Linked DNA regions of Homo sapiens: region 2 is linked to region 1. The links are chromatin contacts, found by Hi-C or POLR2A ChIA-PET in ENCODE. All regions are on one chromosome and are shown on one strand. Each heading gives the region's core, a stretch centred on a gene start or an enhancer-like site at or near the end of the contact. The rest is flanking DNA. Distances are from core to core; before and after follow the strand shown. Region 1 overlaps PARP9 (poly(ADP-ribose) polymerase family member 9). Region 2 overlaps MIX23 (mitochondrial matrix import factor 23).

What was found. A loop is a pair of places that touch in the nucleus more often than their neighbours do. ChIA-PET counts read pairs that join two places held with the same protein, here RNA polymerase II (POLR2A). Pooled maps may share reads with other maps.
Region 2: a loop to region 1 is called in a pooled map, with 6 times the contacts of the local background. The contact joins two enhancer-like sites. A Hi-C loop is called at or near these places in 4 of 50 pooled maps. POLR2A ChIA-PET finds 5 or more read pairs at or near these places in 3 of 52 experiments (GM10248, common myeloid progenitor, CD34-positive and naive thymus-derived CD4-positive, alpha-beta T cell).

Annotation. Positions count from the first base shown.
Region 1 is chr3:122,532,083-122,536,581 of GRCh38, reverse strand. It overlaps PARP9 (poly(ADP-ribose) polymerase family member 9), which reads left to right. Exons shown (of 11, transcript NM_001146105.2): 10 at 240-414. All of the region lies in intron 4 of LOC105374071 (a long non-coding RNA gene), which reads right to left. Among named protein-coding and RNA genes, the nearest start is that of KPNA1, 19 kb to the right of the region's middle. RefSeq lists a silencer at 2,406-2,700. Within about 2 kb of position 2,546, at least 2 of the 41 ENCODE cell types and tissues checked have a DNase peak (open chromatin) inside an H3K27ac peak, as active enhancers do.
Region 2 is chr3:122,362,387-122,366,885 of GRCh38, reverse strand. It overlaps MIX23 (mitochondrial matrix import factor 23), which reads left to right. Exons shown (of 5, transcript NM_001017928.4): 4 at 3,859-3,918. Among named protein-coding and RNA genes, the nearest start is that of MIX23, 19 kb to the left of the region's middle. RefSeq lists a cis regulatory region at 1,164-1,177 and an enhancer at 1,098-1,242. Within about 2 kb of position 1,250, at least 7 of the 41 ENCODE cell types and tissues checked have a DNase peak (open chromatin) inside an H3K27ac peak, as active enhancers do.

The DNA of each region.
Region 1 (4,499 bases), core at 1,297-3,796:
GGTCAGTGAATTTTTGTTAAAGGAATTTATTAGAGAAGGGGCAGGGAATTTTGAAGAACGAATCAAAATAGGAGAGGATTAGAGGGAGGAGAGACTCTTTTGCAACTTTCTATGAAAAGCGAATTGCATGCAAAGTAGTATTATGCACATAAGCTCCTTTATTTTTGAAGCAGTATAGCAGGCAATTTAAAGAGCGGTTCTCTAGCCTCTTTTTCAGTCTTTCTTTTCTATGGTTCTAGGTGGAGAAGATAGACAATGAGGTCCTTATGGCTGCCTTTCAAAGAAAGAAGAAAATGATGGAAGAAAAACTGCACAGGCAACCTGTGAGCCATAGGCTGTTTCAGCAAGTCCCATACCAGTTCTGCAATGTGGTATGCAGAGTTGGCTTTCAAAGAATGTACTCGACACCTTGCGGTAGGTGTCAATGCCTCATCATTGGGGCTACTCTGTGGAATTTGGTGAGCTGACATCAGTAGATTCTTCCACTGATAGCATTTGTTGTTGTGGGGAAGGGATCATTTGTGACTGTGATTTAGAGGTCACAAATGATGACCCAGGTCACAAAGTATTTTGGAAAGAGTGGTATTTTTTACTTTTCCTTCGTATCTTTTGTTGCTGATGCATTTTACATTGATGAAAAGTGTGAGCAGTAAGAACTACGGTTCACTGTTTTTCTCCTTTATGTGTTTCTGTGTCCTATCCGCAGAGAACACGTTGAGGCTTTTTTTTTTTTTTTTTGCCTTACTTATCTCAACAAAATTATTACCAACAGCACTGAACCGTCCTCATCCCTTAATTAAAAGGGCATTTTCCCAAATTTAAGAAAGTTGGTCTTTTCTCTTTCATCCCTTTGTTTCCTATAGCCTGCTAGTGAATGAATTAGGTATCATTTGGCAGGTGAAGTGCATAACATCTTAAGATCCTCTTCATCCATAGGAGTTCTATGTGTAACTCCCATGTCTCTTTTCAGATGTACAAAAACATTGCATATATAATTCTTATATTGCCCCCTCTACTCCTCAGTCACTAATGAAGATTTCTGGCTTTAGTTCTCTCCAAAAGAGGAAAAGAAATTTAGTAAAAATTATGGAGAGATACTTAGCGGGGTGGCTTGATTTTGCTTGGTCTATTAAATATGTGGCTCTTGATCTTTATCTTTCAACATATGTAGCATGATCCTTGCTGAGGAGTCAATTCCAATAGACTTGGTTTCTAGGATGCAAAGGCTCTAGAAATCATCTTTTCTTTGTTCTGGAGAGAACATAGGCAAAACTTGGGGTAAATGTTGAACATAGACAATTACTGGGGATAAAAATAGAGAAATGAATCCCTACCAAGAAGCCTTTTGGGGCAATCAGGAAAGTGATGATCAGTATAGTCCCTTCATTAGCAAAGTCTTAAAAAATCTATAATTTCCATTTGCTCCTAAAGCTGGCTTCTCTGCAATCCCCACCCACTACTTCTACTTAAATTACTTTCATTAAGATCATCGCTGTGCTCTTACTTTCCAAATCTAGTGAGTATTCTCTTTTCAGTCCTGTGACAGACTCTGCTACTTGCCTACCCAACATCTATACACATCTTTCTTACTAAAACATCTAAGACACCCACTATCCTCCCAAGGAATATGGTCCCAAGGTCTTAGCCAGACTCATCATCAGCTCAAGTTCAGGCAGTTCTCTCTTTATTTATTTATTTATTTTTCTGAGACGGAGTCTTGCTCTGTCACTCAGGCTGGAGTGCAGTGGCACCATCTTGGCTCACTGCAACCTCCGCCTCCGAGATTCAAACAGTTCTCCTGCCTCAGCCTCCCAGGTAGCTGGGATTACAGGCATGTGCCACCACGTGCAGTTAATTTTTGTATTTTTTTTAGTAGAGACGAGGTTTCATCATGTTGGCCAGGCTGATCTCCAGCTACTCGTGATCCGTCCACCTCAGCCTCCCAAAGTGTTGGGCTTACAGGTATGAGCCACCATGCCCAGCAGGCAGTTCTCTCTTAAAGCTTAAAGGCAAGATACTGCCCCCAACATACTCATTATATAGTGATATAAAAAGGAGCGGGAAAACTGCAATGAAAACTCTCATGTTGAAAGGGGAGAAGCAAAACACACAACAGCCACTGGCTCACACCACTTATCTACATGCTGCCGAACAGGTATAGAGAGGACTCCCTATTCCATGTTGTAAAACCTTTATTTTGCACTCTGGGAAAATCTTCCTTATATATTGTGGCCCTTGGCTATTTCCAGGTTCATTGCCTATCAGGGAGCCATGGATTTTCTCACAGGCTAGAATGTGCTCAGGCTGTTGCAACCAGGCTTGTGGTTTCTTCAGCAATACAGTTCCTTTAAAAATTCAGTGGGCACGAGGCCTAATTTCTTCTGGTTAAGTTTATGTCTTTATAACCTAACCACAGATCTTGTCTCCATATAGTCTTTCAACTCAAGATTTTGGTCTCTTACCTGCTGTCTGTGTGCTCTGCCCTTCTCCCTATCCCTTAGCTTAACAGCCACTGCCTTGAGGCAATTCAGACATGACTCATAATGTGACCTGCACCAATTGACTCATCTCTGTAGGCTAGAGAGAACTCTTAACAGAAGGTGCCAGACAAGCCCAGGAGACACCAATCTTGCTACCACTGAAGCTGTTGTTATTTGGAGTACAAAAGCTCTTAGCTTTTTCAGCCGTGCAATATTCCAAATTATAGGACTCTCAGTCAATTTAGATGGCCACCCACAGGCAAAGGAGACAGAACTTCTGTTAACAAACCTTTATTTTCTTTTTTCTATTTATGTTTGCATTCCAACCAGTTCTGAATAAATCTCTTGCTTGTAGGACTTGGTTGAGTGCAGCAAGAAGGCATCTACACATGCAGTTTCTTACTGGGTTGATTCATTTGTTCCACAGGTATTTATTAAGCACATTCTATGAATCAGGCCCTGTGCTAGGGGTACTAGAAATAGAGTGTAAATAAAAAACCATAGAGTTCTTGCCCTTACAATTTATAATCTCACGAGTTCACCTGTTGCCCATTCTTTATCTTCTCTCTTTTTTCCTCTACGATGTCCCCCTTGGTGATGGCACCTGTTCCCATGGCCTCAACTCCTACCTCAATGATGACGACTTAGGAATTTCTAACTCTTAACTCCCTACCTCTCTCCTGACCTGCAGGTTCATATGTCTCACTCTCTTTTTGACATCTTTACCCAGATGTCCCATAGGTAACTCAAATTGATCCCTTTTCTTGGTCATGATTTTCCCTAAGAAATATGCCCTTTGTTTGCTGATTCTCCCTAACCTGGTTAGTATCATCACCATCTACCTACCAGGTTTCCTAAGGCTGAAACATTATCATCCTCCATTCCTCCTTTTCCCTCACCCTTATACCCAGGCATTCACCCAGTCCTAGTGATTCACTCTCATGAAGATCTCAGCCCAGTTTCACCTCTCTATTCCTACTGCCTTAGTTAATCTTCCTTCAGACCTAGACTATTACTAGGTCCTCTCCTTGCCACAAAACACACCCCTACCTAATCTATCCTTTACCACCAGAATTATCACGCTAAAAATTACATTCTTGCTTAATATCTGTATTCCCAGTTGCCTACGGGATAAAAGCCCAAACTCCTTAGCAGAGAATATAAGGCCCTAGCTCCCACATTATTTCAGCAGTCATCACCCACTATGTTCCTCAAGACTGCAGCCATTAACTTTTTAGAGTTCCCTAAACATGCTGTTTACTTTCATGCCTCTATCCCGTTGTCTGTGGAATGACTTCCCTCCTTGCCCTTTTCAGTGCTACAAACCCCTATTCTTTAAGACATAGTACAAATGGCATCTCCTGGTTGGCATCTTTCCTGCAGGCCTACAGGCCTAGTAAGTATCTTCCTCCTCTGTGCTCCTGCATACCTCCATTCCTTTGTTATGACATCTATAACTTTAATAAGTACTAAAATCTGTAGTCCTACAAAACTCAGGCATAGAACTCATTTCCTTTATGGCTCTATAATGGAACTTTACCCAACTCTCACGTTCCCCATGACCACAGATGTGGAAAATTTGAATCTTGACAGTTCAAGGTGAACTCAGTCATTTTCAGAGTTTTCATAGTCCCTTCAAGATTGAAACTCAGTTCCTGCAATGTTTGCCCCTTTTCTCCTCTTTTGTCTATGCTGGGAGAGGCATTGTGGGGAGGGTTGTCTGGCTTATGGCTCCCATTGTCCTCTGCTTGATAAACCACCTGAGCTTTGGTCATTAGCAGTCTCCTGTGCCTTTCACACTCAGGTAGTGTCTGCACAGGCCACTCTATGTCTTTTCCATGCTGAAGAAATTCCTTTCCAGGCCATGTCTGTGTTCCTCCTGCCACACAGGAAATTTTTGAGCATGTTCATCCTCCAAGCTGAATGCAGGGTCTTGGGTAGTGGTCCTCACCTGCTCCAGAGACTTCTCCAGCCATTGCCACTCTCCACTCAGGTGATGAAGCTGGATGAGGGACTGCA
Region 2 (4,499 bases), core at 1-2,500, 170 kb after region 1:
GCTTACTGCAACCTCTGGTTCTGGGGCTCAAGCAATCCTGCCTCAGCCTCCCCAGTAGCTGGGACTACGGGCGCGAACCACCACACCCAGCTTATTTTTTGTATTTTGGGTAGAGATGGAGTCTCACCATGTTACACGGGTTTATCTCAAACTCCTGAGCTCAAAGTGATCCACCTTCCTCAGCCTCCCAAAGTGCTAGGATTATAGGTGTGAGCCATCACACCTGACTTCATGTTTGTATTTTAAGATGGCATAATAGGTGACTTACGGATCCTTGTGGGATTGAGTCATGCTTTTCATACTGCACAGTCATGAAGTTTGCCCTTTGTTTAGTAGATGTAGCTGAACTTTGAAAAGGGGACCTCGTCATCTATTGAAAACTATTAGTAGAAAAGAAAAGAAACCTCTTTCCTTGTAGCTGGCTGCACACAAGGTGAGTAGGCCAGGCTGCTGCACTTTTTCGATCATTCCGCCAATTCTGGATGTCTCACTGGATCCAGGACTCAGCCACTGTCTTTGCTGCTCTCTTTGTTCATGACTACTGCGTCAGGTCTGTATTCCATACCTGCTCATGCCACAGGCACTGGTGGATCCCTTGGACAGTGACCTTATGCAGTGATGTTGATCTTACTCCCCTTGCTGTTCATGAAGGCATATAGATTATTTATTTATTTATTTATTTATTTATTTATTTATTTATTTATTTTTGAGATGGAGTCTCGCACTATCGCCTGGGCTGGAGTGCAGTGGTGCAATCTTGGCTCACTGAAACTTCCGCCTCCCAGGTTCAAGAGATTCTCCTGCCTCAGCCTCCCTAGTAGCTGGGGTTACAGGTGCCTGCCACCACGTCCAGCTAATTTTTTTTTGTATTTTTAGTAGAGACAGGGTTTCACCATGTTGGCCAGACTGGTCTCGAACTCCTGACCTTGTGATCTGCCCGTCTCAGCTTCCCAAAGTGCTGGGATTACAGGCATGAGCCACCGTGTCCAGCCGGCATATAGATAATTTATATAAAACTGGTGAAAGTCTAGTAATTTTGGAGTTTGTATTTCAACGCCCTTGAAGGTGTTGACAAAGGAAACTGCAGGGCAAAGGCTGTTAAATTGGAAACTGAAAAGTCACTGTTTGCAGATCAAGTCAAACAACAGAGTGACTCATTAGTGGAGAGCAAAGTTCAAAACTCTACTGAGTGTTTGGGAATGATTGTGACACACAATTTGCTCAGCCTTGAGATCTGCCCTTGTGTCTTTAGGGCCCAGATAGAATCACCAGGATGACCACTGCAAGGAGGGTTTAGAAACCAATCAGTGAGTTGCATGAGGTTTGCTTTCTAGCTTGATAACATATAGGGTTGGGGGTAACCATGGGGTAGTACATAAGCAAATAAGGAAATGTGAATTTTTTTTTTCAATTTTCAAGTTTGCTATGAAGATTATGGAATCAGAGAGAGCTCTTGGAGATGGTACAGCTCTACCTCTTCATTTTCTATCTGAGGAAAAAGACTCAGAGATACTTGAGATACTAACTGACACCCCCAAAGCCACAAGCTAGTAAGTGGTAGAACTGGGACTTTAACCCATCTCTTCTGACCCTGCATTCAGTCAGTTTCTTTAAGTTGTGACTAATAGTCAGATACTTTAGTGAGTATATTTCATTTATAGACAGATGCCAGTCAAAAAATCCCCACTAGTTTACCTGAATATTTAACTCAAAAAAAGCACCTTCGTTGCTGGACCTCTATAACTGCTGTCACATGTTAGTGGCCTTAAGTTTACCTGTTGAAGACCTACAGTCTCAAAGACAACTGTCTCAAAGGTGACAGTTTGTTGGTAGCACTGATAAAATTGTATTAGAAATTGGCTGTAATATCTGCAATGTTGTAGAATTTTAAAAAATAATCCAAAGGCAGACAGCTCTGAGGAAATAAATCCCACCTACCTTGGTGGCTTTGTAACCTTGTGTATTAATTGTTCTGAAAAGTCTGATTTTGAATCTGTAAAATGGAGTTGATACCTAATAACTTCTTATTTCTGGGGGGCATGTGCGGGGAGGATTCAAGGATGTAAGTAAGAGCTAGCATATTGGCTGCTACAAAGTAGCAGTTTCTTTCCTTTATGAGTCTCTGGGACTCCATATTTGTTGCATTAATCTTCTTTGTCATATCACCAACCAGTGGTTTCTAGCTTTTGTTTCACTACTGCTTAAGGGCAGGGTGTTGTGACAGGGGAGGATTCCCTGTCTCAGTGTCAGGGTATTCTCTTTTGGACAGTTCTAATGTTCGAAGATTTTCATATTGTGAAATTCTGCTCCCATGATATATAAGTACTGCTTCTTAATCTTCTCTCTGGAGTTACCCAGGATAATTCTGAACCCTTTTCTACATAGTATCCCTTTAAATATTTGAGAGCAGTTTTGAAGACTATCTTAGTGACTTTCACACTGTTCTTCAACTGAAATTATTTCTTTGGCAGTCAGTCCAGGCTTTGTCAGAGAAGTGGAGCTTTAATGATTTTGGTCTGTATGGCTGATTAAAATGGGAACTTAGGTTGCATTGGTGGGCTTCTTCAGGCTTGTTACTACTGCACAGCACAGGACTAATTGTCAGAATGAGTCCTTCTCCTTGTTCCACAGTTCTAGCCATATGTACAGGCCTACGCTTTGACGCCAGTTCTGAATCTAAGAAGGGAGTTTGCAAGGAGCCATTGGATCTGTCCGAAGTTCCATTCTTATCGTTGTTGCCACAAATTTCTCAAACCTCCTGCCTGAACTGCGCTCCTGGTTGGCCAGGGTCTTTGGCCTAGGTGTCAGATTCATGCTTGCCCAGATCTTGTTGAGCTTTCTGACATTTTGTTCCCAAATCTGGCCTGGGTTCTTCACTTTGGCCTGAGGAAATCGTCCTGGTGTTAACCTCTTAGTTGGCATCAACCTATAGTTCATGCTTTTTTCTCCTCATTTTCCTGAATATTTTCAAGCCTTCTGCCTGGAACTAGCCAGCTTTTTCCCCTTCAAGTCCTCTAACAAAATGCTACTGGGAGTATGGTGAGTCCTGCTCTCAGGGCCTGGCAATGGAATTGGCTACTTTTCTGTTGGAGTAATTAGGTTGGCAGTTATAAAGAAAGCTAGAAAGACTTGGCATTTTTAGCCTGAGACCTCTGACTGTATGGTTAAGGTGTGAGGAAACGCATGCCTTTCTAGATCACTTCCATGTATATTCTCTTTCCTCCCTGAGGGTTTTTTTTCTTAATTCTCTATTCAGGTCAGGTTTGCACTTCCTTGTCCTTTTTTTCCTCTGTGCTATCTTTGCAAGTCTGTAGTTGTATGATCAATCTCTAGAACTGGAATCCCTGGGTTCAAGGACATGAGAATGTACATTTCCTATGATTCTTGCCAAATTGCCCTCCATAGATTTTGTAACAATTTATACTCTTACTAAGAATATATGAGTATATCTTTTCACGTACCTTCACTAATGTTAGGTTTTATCAAACTTATTCATTCTGCCATGTTATGGCTTAATTTGCATTTCTTTATACTGGAGTAAGATTGGCATTTTGTTATGTTTACTGGCCTTTTGTATGTCTTCTGTGAACTGACTGGCCTTGGGATATTTTTTTTTTAAAGCTCTCAAGGTGATTAGGATATGCAGCAAAGTTTGAGATTAGCAATTGATTAGATATGGGGAAAGCTGATTGTGTCAAAGAAGCTTCCAAACTCTGCCATTAACAGACAAAAATACTAGAGCAGTAGCAGGTTTTGTTGGGTAAACATGAGTGTGGTTTTAGCTCTTTAAATTTTATAACTTCAGTTTTTTTTCTTGCTCTTTAAATTTTATAACTTCAATTTTTTTTTTTCTTGCAGTTGAAATGGATGCAGTCAGAACTGAATGTTGAAGAAGTGGTAAATGACAGGAGCTGGAAGGTATAAAATAATGTTGGTGTTTGGAAAGAAGTAGGAGGGAAACTGAACTAGCAAAGGGAAACCAAGGGAGGGGGAGTAAAGAGTGCCTTGAGGCTGTAAGGAAAGTAGAGATCACTCGTTTACATTTACAATTGAGGATTGTAACCTTTTGGGGTTGGGGGGAGGGTAGGGAGAGCAGGATGCAGTTAGCATCTAATTAGAGCCATTTTATAACGATTAGCTTTACAGGGCCAGGCGAGGTGGCTCACACCTGTAATCCCAACACTTTGGGAGGCCAAGGTGGGTGGGTCACCTGAAGTCAGGTGTCTACTAAAAATACAAAAATTAGCGTGGTGGCATGAGCCTGTAATCCCAGCTACTCGGGAGGCTGAGGCAGGAGAATCGCTCGAACCCAGGAGGCAGAGGTTGGAGTGAGCTGAGATCAAGCCATTGCACTCCAGCCTGGGCAACAGAATGAGACTCCATCTCCAAAAAAAAAAACCAAAACAAAACAAAACAAAATTAGCTTTATAAGCATATGATAGAACTGAATGAGCTGCCATCATAACAGCATTAGAGACATTCTCTATGTCTCCTAACAC